2 separate regions of the Homo sapiens genome follow, and region 2 is linked to region 1. A link is a contact called in ENCODE Hi-C or POLR2A ChIA-PET data. All regions are on one chromosome and are shown on one strand. Each heading gives the region's core, a stretch centred on a gene start or an enhancer-like site at or near the end of the contact. The rest is flanking DNA. Distances are from core to core; before and after follow the strand shown.

Region 1 (5,167 bases), core at 2,520-5,019:
AATCTTGCAAAGTCAAAACACAAATATAGGACAAAAGTCTTCATTTTATGTTCCCTCAATTTCAGAGTCAAAATTTAAAGACTGAATTGGTTATCCAATAGTGCCAATCAATTTTTTAAAAACTTTCTTTGAGAACAAAAGGACAAATACATATCCACTAGCATTTTTGTACTTATGGGACTGAAGAAACTCAGGCTAATGATCAAATAAATTAGGGAAGGAAAAGGGTGTCGGTGTTAAAATTTAAGGCAACATTTTTTTCTTTGCAAAAACATTAATTTTTCATAGCTTATATTCAAAAGATACAGAAAATCCTTAGTAGACTCAAAGGAACATTTATTTTTCTTTCATGTGTAAATTACCAGGGACATAAAAAAGCCTCTTCAGTAGTTGAATTTGGAATACTCTGCACTGTAATATCTTCATGGGAAAGGCAGGTGAGAAAGTAAAGACAGGGGTCTGTTCTGAGAAGGGACCGCTAGGACGAGAGGGGGTGTGTCTGAGCATGGAGTTAACTAGTATAGACAGACAACTCCCAGAACAAGAGGACCTCAGGGACAGGGCAGGCATGTGACACCGAGGCTTCATCACTTATACCCAGTTCTATAATTTGCTATTTAGGAACCTCAAAGTTATCCTGTCAATGATGTGGATAATATAGAAAAACTGATACATAGCTTTGGAATGCATTGTGCTGTCTGGCAGTATGTTTTCCTTCCAAACTCTATTTCAGGCTCTGAACACATTCTGATTAACACTTGTAAAAGTGTGCTGGGGAGCAAAAGGAAGCCTGGTGTTAGGAACCATTTACAGACCACCCACAAAGCGGAAAGTTCACACTTGGATAATAGAGAGTTGACTGTACTGGAAACAGAAAAGTGGCTGTCCTACATTCTGGGCAAGGAAGGTGGAAACCCAGTAAATTGCAGTGATTCATTCCTTTGTCTTCTAGAGCTGGAAAATCATGGAGAAAAATCAGAAGTGGGGTGGGGAGCAGAGGGAATGAGAATGGAAAGCCCAATTAGAAAACAGCAATAGGGACCACAGGACAGGTTTTAAAAGGCCAGGAGGACTTCCCTTCCTCTTAGCTGCAGAGGAAGCTGATGGCAGCTTTGTCAGCCATCTTCAGGCACTGCACAACATGAAGGTCCACTCAATGGCTGGCCTGCCGCTCCATCTCCTCCATCTCATCCAACAAGAGGTAATGGACTCAGGAAGCCAGTGGATAATGACTTTCTACGAGATGCATGAAGGAGTAGCAAGCTAAGGGGGCAGAAACTCCTTCCTTACAGCACTTTAAGAACTAGAGTGTTAGGATACTTGGGACAGTCCTGGCTAGAAGCAGGTTTCAGAGGATAATTTCTGGACAGCTCTGACTTCTTGATCCCCAGAAATAACAGGTAGGAAGAAGTGGCCTATTACCTGGCAAACAGCTGAGGGTACTGATGTGATATGTATCTTTGGGATGCTAAGAGCCACACAGAAGGCAAATGGTACTAGGCGTGGGTAAACACTTCATGGGTAAGCAACTCCTACTCTCTAAATAAAATGGAGAAAACAAGTTGGGTGCAGTGGCTCACATGCCTGTAATCCCAGCACTTTGGGAGGCCGACGCAGGTGGATCACCTGAGCTCAGGAGTTCGAGACCAGCCTGGGCAATCTGTTGAAACTCCTTCTCCACCAAAAAACCCCACAAAAATTAGCCAGGCATAGTGGCGTGTGCCTGTAGTCCCAGCTGCTCAGGGGACTGAGGCGGAGGGATCACTTCAGCCCCAGGAGGTCAAGGCTACAGTGAGCCGTGGTAGCGCCACTGCACTCTAACCTGGGTGACAGAGCATGACCCTGTCTAAAAAAAGGGAGAATAGACTAACAGACTAAAAATGAGAGGCTCCCAATAACTTTACCGGCATTTCAGACACAAGATAATTTCTCCATCAATATCCCTATCCAAAGCTATTAATGTTGAGACAATAATTGAGATACACACATCCACACATTGGGAAATCCACCGCTGGCTCCTTCACCAAAAGGTTTCTTACAGGAGCTTTCACTGTGTGGCCTGGGCATATTTCCTGAGCCCCATTCTCTGCCACTTGTGCCTTACACTTTAGGTTCCAGAGGGCTAACTTCCTTATGGTTCTGCAAACCTACAGTGCCGTTTCATATTGCTGTGTCTCTGCCTATGCCGTTACCTAAGCCTGGAATTCCCCTACCTGTGTTGGCCACTTGGCAAAATTCTGGCTCACTCTTGATGGCCAGTTTGATGTCAGCCCTCTCTCACCCCTCTTCTGGCGTAATGCTGTACCTACTACAGACATTTGTTATAATACTTAATATACCAGATGAAAATTATTTATACACGTCTTTCTCACTTCCTGGAAGTCCCTGGAGCCAGGACTAGCTCTTTTATATTTTTGTATCCCTATATCTCCTAACACAAAGGCTAGCAGGTAGCCTGTGCTCAACAATGCTTTGTTGAATTAAACTGATTTGAGAGCCTCACACAGCCCATTACTTGACTTGCCACAGAAGGTAAGAGCCCAACAAAAGTGACCAAAAGCACACTTTTTGAAAAATAAAAAAGAGAGGCTTCTACTTTAGACAGCCAATATACTTTTTTCTTTTTTTTTCAACTTGTTTGTTTCTCAAACTCTAAGCATCAGAAATTTATTTATTTTTGAAACAAGGTCTCACTCTGTCACCCAGTCTGGAGTGCAGTGGTGCAATCACAGCTCACTAGAGCCTTAAACTCCTGGGCCCAAACCATCCTCCTGCCTTAGCCTCCCAAGTAGTTGGGACTACAGGCATGCACCACCATACCTGGCTAATTTTTGTTGTTGTCGTTGTTTTGTAGAGATGGGGTCTCGTTATGTTGTCCAGGCTGTTCTTGAACTCCTGGGCTCAAGCAATCCTTCTGCCCTAGCCTCCCAAAGTGCTGGGATTACAGACATGAACCACCACACCCGGCCAATAAACTGACTCTTAATTAAATGCGTGTACTATGGCAGGAAAGGTAGTAACACTAACACATGCGCCTCTTCTGGAGCTACTCTGGTGGAACTTACAGAGGACCTACGGAGGGCCTTTGCAGTTAACACTATCCTACCACCACCAGAGTCCTGCAACACAGATTTTGAACATGGCATTACAGAGAGGACTCCCTGTATATTACATGAGAAATTCCTTTTACTCCTTCATCTTTCACACAGTAAATGTTCTAAGTTCCAGGATAAACTAACAATGGCAAGGATGAAAAATATGTTTCTATTCTTTTTTGCCTTGCTTATTCAAGCTACCTTACTACCCACCTAAGAAAGGCAACTTCCATCCCCTCTTGCTATTCACACCCTATCTGTCCCTCAGTGCCTGCTCAAGCCTACAGCAATCTCTAATCTCTGAGTTGCCACGGCACCTAAGAGTCTGTACCACATGATTTAGTCAATTACTGCCTTTCATTGTTATAATATCTAACACAGGACTGGGCACGCAGCAGGTTTCAACAAAAACAAGCTGATTGGTGGGCAGACAAAAAGCCATATTACATGCCCCTCAGTCACTTAGCAGTTTTAGAAAAATTGTCAAGAAAATATTTTTCTTTCTTTACCACAACCCAAAGTTCTAAAAGGATAAATACTCCAATAAGTTTAGAAAACTCATGCCAATGACTTTTAAAACTCCCCACAACTAGAAACAGCAATTCTCAAATGTATTCCTAACCCCTGATAACTCCTTGCTCATGTGGGATTTTAACATACCTCTTGGCCAGCCAGAGTTTGGCTTTGGTACAAACAGTGATGTCAGTCAGCTCGTGCTGGAAGTCTGAATTCGTTCCGTGTTTGGAGTCTGAGTAGGCTTGCAACAAATGAAAAACCTAAACCAAAAAAGAAAAAAAAATCCTGCTGTGAAAATATATTTTTCCTAAATGCTCAGTTCCTCCCTTTTAAGTTTCCTTAAAATGTTCCCCTCAAAGAAAACAGACACCTGCAGAATGTAGCTCTGGTCTCTTTGCAGAAAGGCATGTTGGTTTTGGAGGATGTAGCAGTGCCGAGAAACCCAAGTCCTTAATCCATACTTTGCTATGGGTTTCTCACACAATCCCCAAAACTGATGACTGTGGCCCAACAATCATCTGCCACAAGAGTTTATTAGTTACAAACAACCTATACACTGATTTCAGCAAAGAAATGCAAACATCTTTATGTTAGCTGTCGCACATGAAAATAAAATGTGCCTTTTAAAGTCAAAGTCTTAAATTTAAAGAAAAATACATTGTTTGAGAGTCTAAACTGGTTTACATGTCTGAGTTCATTAGAACAGTCGTGGCTAAAGAAGTAGGTCAAACTAATTCTTGCCTTAGCAAATACTGGGCAGTGATGTTTGTAACTATTTAGGGTTTTTTTTGTTTTTTTTTTTTAGCAGATCTTCCCTTCGATGTCAGGAGTGAATGCAGCAATGCAGACGTGCCCCACTTATACAAGGATACTCGTGTATATGCATGTATGCACGTATGTATGTACTGGATTCAGCAATGACATCCGCAAAGCCTCTGTGAGGAGTACAAATCTATAGCAGACAAAGAATAAGGACAAGGGCATAAATGAGATCTTTTGACCTTGGCTAGTGCCAAGGAGAGAAATGCAAGTCAAGAGAAATCCTTCAGTCTCCAGCCTCCTTATCTAAATCAAGAGGAAGAGGTGGGTGTGGCAAAGTAAGCATAGATAAACACACTAAGAACTCTGAAAGTCTATTTTAATAACATCTGTTTTCTTTCCCTATTATATCCTTCTCTAGAGCTGTGAATGATTCTTTCTGTGTAACCAGATTCAACGTTTTCCTCTCTTTCTCTCCTATCAACAATGGGCTGACAATAGTGAAATAATTGAGAGTTAGATACGGAAGGGGGTAATGAGAAACAGAAAAGGCCAGATAAAATCAATCCAGAGTCATCAGACCCTAAATGGGTAGACTGGCAGGTTTTACTGGGTCAGACGTCTGCAATCACCAACAACAAATACATGCCAAGCACCTTCTGTTTAGAGAATCAAAATAAATTTCTTCTAAACAGAAGTAACTGTACAGGAGAGTGCACACAAGTCCCAATGTGGAGACTGAAAATGCTTTGTCTAATAATGGATCTGTTATTTCAGAAGCAACAGATCAAATGTCA
Region 2 (5,102 bases), core at 669-3,168, 1.2 Mb after region 1:
GGAGGCCAAGGCAGGAAGATCGTTTAAGTTTAGGCATTAGAGACCAGCCTAGGCAACATGATGAGACCCCATCTCTACAAAAAATATGGAAATTAGCCAGGTGTGGTAGTACATGCCTATAGTGGCAGCTACCTGGGAGGCTGAGATGGGAGGATCATCTGAGTCTGAGAGGTCCAGGCTGCAGTGATCTATGATCACACCACTGCACTCCAGCCTGAGAGACAGAGTGAGACCCTGTCTCAAAAAAAATGAAAGAAAGAAAGGACGGGGAGGGGGAGAGAGAGGGAGAGGGAGAGGGAGACAGAGAGGGAGAGGGAGACGGAGAGGGAGAGGGAGATGGAGAGGGAGAATATTCCTTTGGACGAGATCCTCCCTTTACTAGAGCCAGGAAATAGCTCTTATCAACCAGAGGCTGGGAACAGGGGGCTGCAGTGGACCCAATTAAATATATTTTCCAAAGTAACCCTTATCTTCTACTAGTTTTACACCCCGCTTGTATCTCCTAGTGACTCCCCTAGGAATTTATTGCCCGTAGACAGATCGCCTTTGTCCTATCATTTCTTCTTAAGTTTATTATTCTTCATCCAAAAAGTATAAAAGCATCTTGCTTTGGCCACTTCTTCAGACTTCACTCTCTTGTGAAGATCCCCATGTACATGTAAAACTAATAAAATGTGTATGCTTTTCTCTTGTAAATCTGCCTTGTGTCAATTTGGTTTCTAGATCCAGCTGAAGGGCCCACATGAGAGCTCAGGCGGGTTGGAGGTGATCTCTCATTACCTACACGTTATATAAATTCAGCATAGGAATAATGGTTGAGGGTAAATTAACATTGTTAAAAAGAATACACCGTAACATAAAGTACTTTAACATTTATAATATGAGACCATTTATTAAAGAAAATACCATTATATAATAATGAGGCTAATAATTTCATATGGAAATAATACTGTATTAATTCGATGTATTCATACTAACAGTGAACATGATATTTTAAATTTTGCTGTCACATAATTATGCTGCTGCTTTATGAAATGTTATACTGTCACCTAGAAAAACCCTTATTTGAGTGTAGATCTGCGATCTTCAGCCTCATATGGCAGGTTGTAATGTGTTACTGAGGTATTTTTAAGTGAAGAGGTGGGAAAAACTCCTGGCTGAGTCATAAAACTGAGGATTCTTTCTTTCCTAATCTGCCTGGAGCAAAGCTGTCTAGGCTAACACTGGCCTTTAGCAAAGAACTGAAACACTTTCCTAGTTCTACAAGGCAAATTGGGTAATGGGATGTGGTATTGGGTAATGGGATGTGGTGTTAAGTTTGGAATGAGGAGATATCTTAGGGTTGTGAGTCATGGTCCGTATTATTTTTAAGTTGTTGCTTAAAAATAAAAAAGCAACAAAAAGCAATCAAAGGGAAAGTGAGAGTTAGAAGAAGTTGAAGACCAAATAATTTTGTACTAGTCAGTAAATAGTAGTATTGTGACTACAAATGACTATTTGGTACAGGCATCTTAACTCCTCAGCTCTGTTAGCACTGATTAAAAGTGAAAAAGTTGATTCATTGTGTATTGGAATAAATAATGTCTCAAAGTTTACGCAGTGGTGGAAGTGAAACCAAAATACAAAGCTCCATTTGTGACTGAAGTTTGCTAACATTTCAAGAAGTAGGTTGAAGTGACAGTGGGTAATAGGAAAAGCAGACATATTTCTTTGCCATGAGATTTTATAGCTGTCATTGGCAGTGTGTTTTCTTAAACTGATATCAGCTACCATTTATACACTTAACAATTTCTGGTCAGATTAGGGCAGAAGGTTGTGGTACCCACATATATAAAATAGTATAATAATGTTCTATTTTTTTTTTGGAACAAATTTGTTACATGAAATGTCAGATGAGTCATTTTGCTCATGTCAGGTATTTAAAAGTAATGGAAAGATGCCAACATGGAAGCCCAGTAATTCATGCGCTGGTGTAATGGAGCAAATGAAATGCAAAGCTCTTGTACAGGTCCAATTTCAGCACCAAACGCTTACCTGTCAGTCAGCAAAATTGTCCCTGAATAAAAATGAACCCCATCTGAGAGGCAAAGCATTTTAATGTACATCACATTCTTTGACTCTATTGCGAGGTAGAAGCTGCATGGAAAGAAAGAGAATGCTGTTGAAAAAGACATTTAACAGCAACCTCTGAGCATGCTGAAAATCTCACTCGCATTACTGCCCACAAAAGGTTTTTGGTTTGCCCTTTCTCTCCTGAGCTATTGACAAACTCTTGAGCATTGCTGCCCTCCCCGGCTCTGTGTCTCTTATCTACATGGAAAGGCAGCTGATTTACTCCAGACAGTGAGAGATTTGGCCACTCAGGGATGTGGAGACCAAGTTTTAGACAGGTAACTTTATTGCTGCCTGGGTGCAGCTGGGGGATGTATTTATGGACGTGACAATTAAAAGTGTGTGTTGCACAAATCGAAAGTCAGACATACCCTTGTATAAATGATTATTGTGGTCCAAAGTGACTGCCATTTCTTTTGGAAAGCCTTTCATTTGGAATCAGTTCCCAGTTTTCTATATGAGCAAGCATCTTACAGAAATGAGGTGTCCTAGTTTTTTTTAGACCCAATTCCTGTGGTTTTTAAAAAGCAAATGGGAAAGTTAAGAATTTGTGTGCTTCAGTGCCCACGCACCCAGGGATTCTTGTACCCTACCTCTAGGAGTCATGATTTGTTCTACCTTTGAAATGTCTGTTTTCCATTTCTGTGTTTTAAGACTCTAAGTGCTTATAGGAACCCAAGCAGCTATTGAAAACCAGTAATGACTAGTTCTTCTAAATGCTAATGATTGAGAATGAACTAGCAATCAGGGCTCAAAAATAAAATAAAATAAAATAAAGTAAAATAAAATAAAGTGTGCTGAATTAGAAACGATAATAATTAAATCAAGCCAAGGTGCCCTATACTTATGACTGCACTAATGCTTGAAAAATTATGAGTACAGAGAAAATTTACATAAATCCTCTTTAAATGATGTATGTGAAAAAAAAGAAAGAAGGAAAAACCATGGTCACAGGACTGAATTTATTTTAATCCCCTGGTTCAAGTGGTCCTAGAAATAATCATACTTGTATCAATCTATATTGCATGACTTTTGTAAGATGTGAAAATAGTGTTTTTCACTAAATTGTCACTTATTATTGTTCATTTAGGGCCACTAACATAGAAAAATTTCTCAGCTACAGTGTCAAAAGAATAGGGACAATTTGATGTTTTCTTTTGATGCTGTTTGTTGATATCTAGACCACTGTAGCTTGATTGCCTAACATTAAACCTATAATAACAGTGCAATCATAGCAGTATCATCATGAATGTTGTTACAATAGAAACAACATTTACACGGCTTCAGAATGGTAATTATCAAACTTTTTGTCATGAAGCGCTTATTTGCTAGCATTGATCTGCCCCGGTCAGTTGTTAGCTCTTCTCATCTGAGGTGTATTGATTGTATAATCAGTAGATAGAGGCTGTGGGCAGATGAAATTCAGTGTTGTTGGGCAAATTATCGGCTGCTTGCCTGTTGACCTGGACCCTGCTGGTTGTACCTTAGATGCTGGTGGGATTATTACTCATTTCAGTGACCCTACTTTATGACAGAGCACTCTGTATTATTATAAAAGATAAATGCCATCCTGCTTGCTGTGGTTGTGGTTGACTACACAAATGTCAGAATATAGCTAGTCTGCAAACTAGGCAGTGCAAGTATGTTTCCGATGAGATCAAAAGGAGAAATTTTCAAAGATTACCTTTTCTGAATTTGTCTCTTTGTAAGAATGTAATAACAAAAAGCCTATGTGTATCTAGCTGATGATAATAATGAAACCTTTATGTATATAGCTGTTTATCATGTGCTAAGGATTATGACAAATCACTTAATATTTTGTTTTACCAGCAAGAACACTGAAGCCGACATTAAGCTAAGCAAATGGGCTAAGATCACATGTCAATGAGCAGTAGAGCTTGGAATTAAATCTGTTTCTTCTGAATACAAGTCAAGTTTGTTATATTCTACTGCTCTGTCTTATTAGGTTATCCAGGCTGACCATTAAATATGTGTATACTGACAGATCTAAGGTTTCATCCAACTGGATTAAAAAATAAAGACCTCAATGTTACTTAAATAAATTATTGCATTGGGTAATTTTTGAGACTATTTGAGCTATTAAATAATTATAACATTCCAAAGCCCAAGGTCTAACATGGGATTACTTTTATAGACAAAATCATTTTATATAAAGAGCACTGTAAATTTTATAGCTGGTGGCTGTTTTTAAAAAATCTAGATGGTTTTTGCCGGGCGTGGTGGCTCACGCCTGTAATCCCAGCACTTTGGGAGGCTGAGGCGGGTGGATCACAAAGTCAGGAGTTCGAGACCAGCCTGGCCAATATGGTGAAACCCCATCTCTACTAAAAGTACACATATTAGCCAGGCGTGGTGCCGCGCGCCTGTAGTCCCAGCTATTTGGGAGGCTGAGGCAGATGAATCGCTTGAACCATGGAGGCAGAGGTTGCAGTGAGCCAAGATCGTGCCGCTGCACTCCAGGCTGGGCAACAAAGCGAGACTCCGTCTCAAAAACAAAAACAAAAACTAGATGGTTTTAACAGAATGTTTTGTTTATATGAAAAAATTCTCAAACGTTATTTATGTTACCATGTCCTATTTTCCTTGTACTTTAGGATCATTCTATCCATCGTAGGTAAGTACAGGATGGCATCACATCCTAATACCTAAACCGGGCCTTTCTGAAACTACATGGAAGAACAGAAAGAATGTCTTTAGTCTATTTTGACATTTAGATTGCTTCACAAATACATATATGTGAACTTGACAGTGTTCACAGTGTCATTTTTGCTCTTTCTCTCTGAAAAGAAAAGAGCATAAAAAGGATGTACCTCACTAACAGTGCAATGCCATAAAAATATTAATGTTTTGGTGCTGATCATTCAAATTCCCAAATAGTAAAATAGATGAAGCGATACTTAAACATAATTCTCCATTTCTAAATGCACTCAGTTGTGCCTGGTAAGCTGTCTCATTCTTTCTGCCAACTT

Evidence for each region. A loop is a pair of places that touch in the nucleus more often than their neighbours do. ChIA-PET counts read pairs that join two places held with the same protein, here RNA polymerase II (POLR2A).
Region 2: a loop to region 1 is called in a map of posterior vena cava, with 23 times the contacts of the local background. The contact joins two enhancer-like sites. A Hi-C loop is called at or near these places in 1 of 168 maps with a recorded cell type or tissue (posterior vena cava). POLR2A ChIA-PET finds 5 or more read pairs at or near these places in 1 of 52 experiments (activated T-cell).

The regions. Positions count from the first base shown.
Region 1 is chr2:43,340,367-43,345,533 of GRCh38, forward strand. It overlaps THADA (THADA armadillo repeat containing), which reads right to left. Exons shown (of 38, transcript NM_022065.5): 30 at 3,756-3,871. Among named protein-coding and RNA genes, the nearest start is that of LINC01126, 120 kb to the left of the region's middle. Within about 2 kb of position 3,770, at least 18 of the 41 ENCODE cell types and tissues checked have a DNase peak (open chromatin) inside an H3K27ac peak, as active enhancers do.
Region 2 is chr2:44,577,378-44,582,479 of GRCh38, forward strand. All of the region lies in intron 3 of CAMKMT (calmodulin-lysine N-methyltransferase), which reads left to right. Among named protein-coding and RNA genes, the nearest start is that of CAMKMT, 220 kb to the left of the region's middle. Within about 2 kb of position 1,919, at least 5 of the 41 ENCODE cell types and tissues checked have a DNase peak (open chromatin) inside an H3K27ac peak, as active enhancers do.